Regions from separate parts of the Homo sapiens genome. Here region 1 is linked to region 2. Evidence: read pairs that join two places in POLR2A ChIA-PET (ENCODE). Cell type or tissue: MCF 10A. All regions are shown on one strand. Links, peaks and the distances in the headings refer to the core of each region. The heading gives the core; the rest is flanking DNA. Region 1 has its middle 630 kb from the start of PTCHD4. Region 2 has its middle 29 kb from the start of ADGRF4.

Region 1 (2,925 bases), core at 193-2,692, 1.1 Mb after region 2:
AGTTATAGTAATCAAGGCAACGTAATATTAGAGTAAAGACAGGTATATAAATCAAAAGAATAAAGAGTCCAGAAATATTCATGTTCCTATGATCAATTAATTTTTGATGAAGGTGTCAATGCAAATTATACTATATTGTAAAAAATTATGCTGATCCAAAATAAATGAACCTCGGCCTTTACCTGACACCGTATACAATAATTAAATAAACATGGATCATAGAACTAATGTAAAAACTAAACCTATAGAATTTCTAGAAGAAATCATAGGTGAAATTTTAAGTGACAATTGACTGACTTGACAAAAATCCTTAAATACAAACTAAAAAAAAAAATAAGTAAATAGATCGGTCTTTATTAAAATTAGAATCTTGCTCTTTAAAAGACCCTCTTAGTATAATAAAAAAGACAAGCTACAGACTGGTGGAAAGTATTCGCAGAACAAATAGTTGACAAAGAAGATCTAACTAAGAGTATACAAAGACCTCTTAGAATTCAACTTTAGGCTTAGAACAAGTTTTTTTAAAATAGGCCAGATTGTTGAATAGATATGTCACCAAAAATGTATAAATAGAAAACAATCACATGACAAGAGCTCAACATCAGTTTTTATTAGAGAACTATGAGTTAAAACCACAATAAAACACCAAAACGCCCACCAAAATGTCTAAGATTCAAAAGACTGAACTTATCCAAGGATCAGTGAGAATGTGCAGCAAATGGAGCTTTCATACATGACTGATTCGAATGTAACATCTTAACAGGAATAGATAAAGAAAGAATCAGTGGTGCATCCATAAAATGAAATGCTGTAACAAAGTATCACAAACTAAGTGATACTTTGCTACAGCAGCCCTAGAAAACTATTACAAACATCAAATGTATGTGTTTTGACAGATTTATATTTATTTCATTTTTGAATTTTTCTTTTCTAAGGTTTTAATATTTCCCTAATAAATGCAGAATATTTCGTTTGTCTCATATTAGGACAGGAATTTCTCAAATTCATAATTTTTTTTTGATATTTCAATTAAAAATACTGTTATTTAAAAGGAAAAATGAAATGCTCTGAATACAAAGGAATAAAATATTGTTACACACAACAGCATAGATAAACCTTAGACTAATTAGGCTGAGAAAGTCAGACAGAAAAATGCACGCACTGCATACCATTTATATAAAACTCCTGGATGTCCAAACAAATTCGTGTGACAGAAAGAAGATTGGTGGTTGCCTGGAGCTGGAGGAGTGGATGAAGAGGAGAAGCAGAAAGAAAAAAATGTACACAAGAGAAATTTTGAGGCTAATAGTTACATTCATTATCATGATTGTTTTATTGGTTTTAAGGGTTATACATAGGTCAAAATGTATCAAATTTTACACTTGAAATATGTACAGTTTGTTCTATGTCAATTATATTACATTAAAGCTAGCTGAAAATAAGGAGAGAAGAACATTTTCTTTTTGCACTCTGATTACAGTGTGGAGACTGGACTGTAGAGAGAAATAATGGAAGAAAAGGGAGAATTTTAGCATGCCTCCAAATTCTTCTCAAGAATATGGTAAGCAGAGGTTATTGATTGTAGGTGTGTATACAGAACTGAGAAATATATTGAGGTAAAGCAAAGGTAAAGATAAAGTAAAGCCCTCAATGTTAGATTGGAAATGGGAGGTAAGGATAAGGTAGAAGAAAGATTAAAGCATGACTCAGATTTGTCTTGCTCAACTGGAGGAATTGGGATTCTTTTCTATGCTGTAGAGAAACCTGGACTAGGACCAAGTTTCTAGGAGGAAACTGTTCAATTCAGTTTTGGAAATGCTGAGTTTGAGGCTTGCTTAAAGCCTCACAATTGAAGGAGTTGAGTAGAAGTTTGGGCAAAGAAGCATAGTTTGGAAATATAAATTTGGGATTCATTAGACATTTGATGGAATATTAAGCTTTAAAAATTAGAGAGAGAGGCAAATGAAAGTTTTCATTAGAAAGAGAAGAGACCCATGAAAGAGATTAGGCAATTTCTAATCTACAAAGAGAAACCGACAAAAACACTAAGAAGTTTCTATAATTTATAGTGACCATTTATCAAATTTGTACTAAATGAAGGAATGAATAATGATTTTTATGAAAAAACATTCAAATCAAAAACATTGCAAATCAAAACCACAATGAGATACCATCTCACACCAGTCAGAATAGCTATTTTTAAAGAGGCAAAAATTAACAGATGCTGATGAGGTTATGGAGGAAAAGGAACTCTTATACACTGTTGGTGGGAGTGTAAATTATTTCAACCATTGTGGAAGACAGTGTGGTGATTCCTCGAAGACCTAAAGACAGAAATACGATCCAACCCAGGAGTCCCATTACTGGTTATATACCCCCAAACATGCAAATCATTCTATCATAAAGTCACATACATGCATATGTTCATTGCAGCCCTATTCACAGTAGCAGAATCAACCTAAATGCCCATCAAAGATAGACTGAGTAAAGAAAATGTGGCACATATACACCATGGAATATTATGCAGCCATAAAAAATGAGATCATGTCCTTTACAGGGACATGGATGAAGCTGGAGGCCACTATCCTTAGCAAACTAATGCAGGAACAGAAAACCAAATCCTGAATGTTCTCACTTATAAGTGGGAGCTAAGTGATGAGAACACATGGATGTGTGGGGAAAACAACACACACTGGGGCCTTTCAGAGATTGGAGGGTGGGAGGAGTGAGAGGATGTGGAAAAATAACTAATGGGTACCAGGTTTAATACCTAGTTGATGAAATAATCTATACAACTAACCCCCATGACGTAAGTTTACCTATGTAACAAAACTTCATATATACCCCTGAACTTAAAATACAAGTTAAAAATGATTTTTTAATCAAAACCCTATCTTATCATGTTGGCATTTACTCAGTATTCAA
Region 2 (2,925 bases), core at 261-2,760:
TTTCCTGCCTTAGCCTTCCAAGTACCTGGGATTACAGGCACCCACAACCACACCCGGCTAATTTTTTTTTTCCCAGGAGAGACAGGGTTTCACCATGTCGGCCAGGCTGATCTCAAACTCCTGACCTCTGGTGATCTGCCCGCTCGGCCTCCCAAAGTGCTGGGATTACAGGCATGAGCCACTGCACCCGGCAGATTTGTCATTTTAGATGCCATTAAGAACATTCATGATTCATGGGAGAAGGTCAAAATATCAACAGTAACTGGAATTTGAAATAAGTTGATTCCGACCCTCATGAATGACTTTGAGGGTTTAAGACTTCAGTGGAGGGAGTAACATGGTAAATGTGGTGAAAACAGCAAGAAAACTAGAATTAGAAGTGAAGCCTGAAGATGTGACTGAATTGCTGTGATCTCATGAAAAAACTTTAATGGATGAGAAGTTGCATCTTATGGATCAGAAAAGGAAGCAGTTTCTTGAGGTAGAATCTACTCCTGGTGAAGATGCCATAAACATTGCTGAAATGACAACAAAGGATTTAGAATATTATTAGTTAATAAAGCACCAGGAGGGTTTGAGAGGACTGACTCCAATTTTAAAAGAAGTTCTACTGCTATCAAACAACATAACGTGCTACAGAGAAATCTTTCATGAAAAGAAGAGTCAATCAATGTGGCAAACTTCACTGTGGTCATATTTTAAGAAATTGCTTTAGCCGCCCCAGTCTTCAGCAATCGTCACTCTGATCAGTTAGCAGCCATCAACATTGAGGCAAGACTTTCCACCAGGACAATGTTTAGGACTTGCTGAAGGCTCAGATAATTGTTAACATTTTTAGCAAGAAAATATTTTTAATGAAGGTATGTACATTTTTTAGACATAATGCTATTATTGCACACTTAATAGACAACAGTATAGTGTACTCGCAACTTTTACATGCACTAGGGAACCAAAAAATTCTTTTGACTTGCTTTATTGCAATCTTATATTATTACGGTGGTCTGGAACTGAATTTACAATATCTCCTAGGTATGCCAGTATGTGAAAATGCTCTGAAAAAATTAAACCCCATTCGAAGATCAGCTCTTTCACCAAGATTGCGCCACTGCACTCCAGCCTGGGTGACAGAGCAAAACTCAGCCTCAAAACAAACAAACAAACAAACAAACAAACAAACCAAAGATGAGCTCTTTCTTATTTTGGAAAAGCCACATGACATACTTAAAAAAAAGTTACAGACCTGGGTTCAAATCCTAAAGAGTAAACAGACAATAACTGTTTGCTTCATTATTCTTTTCCCTTCCATAATGTCTGTATTCAGGCAGGAGGGATGGATTGGTCATTAACTAAAGGGAAAGCAGTGGGATGGTTAATGACAGATGCTGTGTAATCTTCCATCCCTGAGATCATCTGAAGTGTATGCCTACAGTCTGTCTGGGAACTTCTACAGCACTTTGTGAAATCTCACTTGAAGTCTCAGTAATTCATTACAAAGCCTAATTATGCAAGTAGCAGCCGCAGACTGTCAGCTGACCAAGCTGGTGATTGAAATCCTTCTGGTTGGCTGATAAAGTTCTGTCTGGAGTTTTGTTTACCTTTTGGATTACTGTGATTTGTGATTTCTAGTTCAATACTTTTTTTTTCTTAAGTCAGAGAAGAGGTTTTAAATTTTTTTTTCAAAATTGTCTTATAAAACTGCTTGTCTCCATTTCTGTGTGTGTGTGTTTCACACACTTGCTGTGTGTGTGTGTGTTTCAGTCAAGCAATTTTTTTTTCTTTCTAAAGGAGCCAAACACCGAACATGTCCCAGCCTGCAGCTCACATGTTTTCCTTTTGCCTGTTTTGTCTTAACGTTAGGGAGCTGGGCCTGTGGTCAGTCAACTGTATGGCTTTTAGGTGCAGACATTCTATACAGAAACAGGAAGAGATACTCTGAAATTAAATTGCTAACAAAGATGAGACTCATTTTGTGGAATCTGGAATTTTGGAATGCTTCCTGTCATGTTGATTCGACAGGCTTTGATTCTTAGAGTCTTACAGTCTCTAGGGAGAAAGCCCCAGTCCAAGTTCCCAGCCACCCCGGGTGTGCATCAGATCTCTCATACTGTGAATTCCCAGAGTTGTGAGGGGCCGCCAAAAAGATGCCATCCTTGTTCTAGCTGCTAGGACATTGCTGAGACATAAGGAGCTCATTTTTTGTTTGTTGAACAAACACATGGATTAACATCTTAAGTACCTTCTCTAGGTCTGGAAAGCAGAGAATGGGTTGGAGGGTTGGAAATGTTATTCCTTTGTAGATCCAAACATTCTACTAGTATACTTTGCTGTTCCCTTTTTTGTCCCCCTCCCCAGCCCCCGCTTTTTTTTTTTTTTTAAATAAGGGAGAGGGAAAATAGTTTCTTAATTTTTACTTTAAAAAAATTCTAATGCTTTTGTATTTGGCACATTTCACCTTAGGAAATTGCAATATTAATGAAATTGCTTTATTTATTTTAATATGAATCACACGAAGTGACTTATTTTTAGGTTGTATGTTCTTGACAGGTAAGCCTTTTCTGAAATAAATGTCTATAATGAATTTTTTAGCTTAGGACATGTGAAACCAACATTTCAAACATTTGTTTGAGAGGCAAGAGTTATACTCCAGTTACCCCTGCTGACCCGGGGGAGGGAAGTCAGAACCACCAGACCCCTGTGGCTTTTCACAAGAAAATGAGGACAGAGGATCTGGCAGATAGGAGGTGGGTGGTCAAAAGATTAGAGTCACACTACTGTTTTGCCACTACACGCTTTTGCTTCTTTTAAACTTTCTGCTTCATGGAACTAGAAAAAAAGCTAATGACTATGGTTTAATGTCAACAACTCTGAAAGAAAAATAATTTCATTCAAACCCAGATTAAAACACACCACTTAATGTAAAGAGCA

Evidence for each region. Peaks named below come from ENCODE experiments on the same cell type or tissue, not always from the same donor. Only the 100,000 strongest peaks of a DNase experiment are listed, where the experiment ranks them.
Region 1: POLR2A ChIA-PET joins it to region 2 with 5 read pairs; 1 of 35 experiments calls an interaction of 5 or more read pairs at or near these places.

The regions. Positions count from the first base shown.
Region 1 is chr6:48,743,412-48,746,336 of GRCh38, forward strand. No RefSeq gene overlaps it. Among named protein-coding and RNA genes, the nearest start is that of PTCHD4, 630 kb to the left of the region's middle. In MCF 10A, for the core only: no CTCF peak of the experiment used is centred there; a DNase peak (open chromatin) is centred at 1,750.
Region 2 is chr6:47,668,359-47,671,283 of GRCh38, forward strand. It overlaps the pseudogene ADGRF2P. Among named protein-coding and RNA genes, the nearest start is that of ADGRF4, 29 kb to the right of the region's middle. In MCF 10A, for the core only: no CTCF peak of the experiment used is centred there; DNase peaks (open chromatin) are centred at 1,513 and 1,813.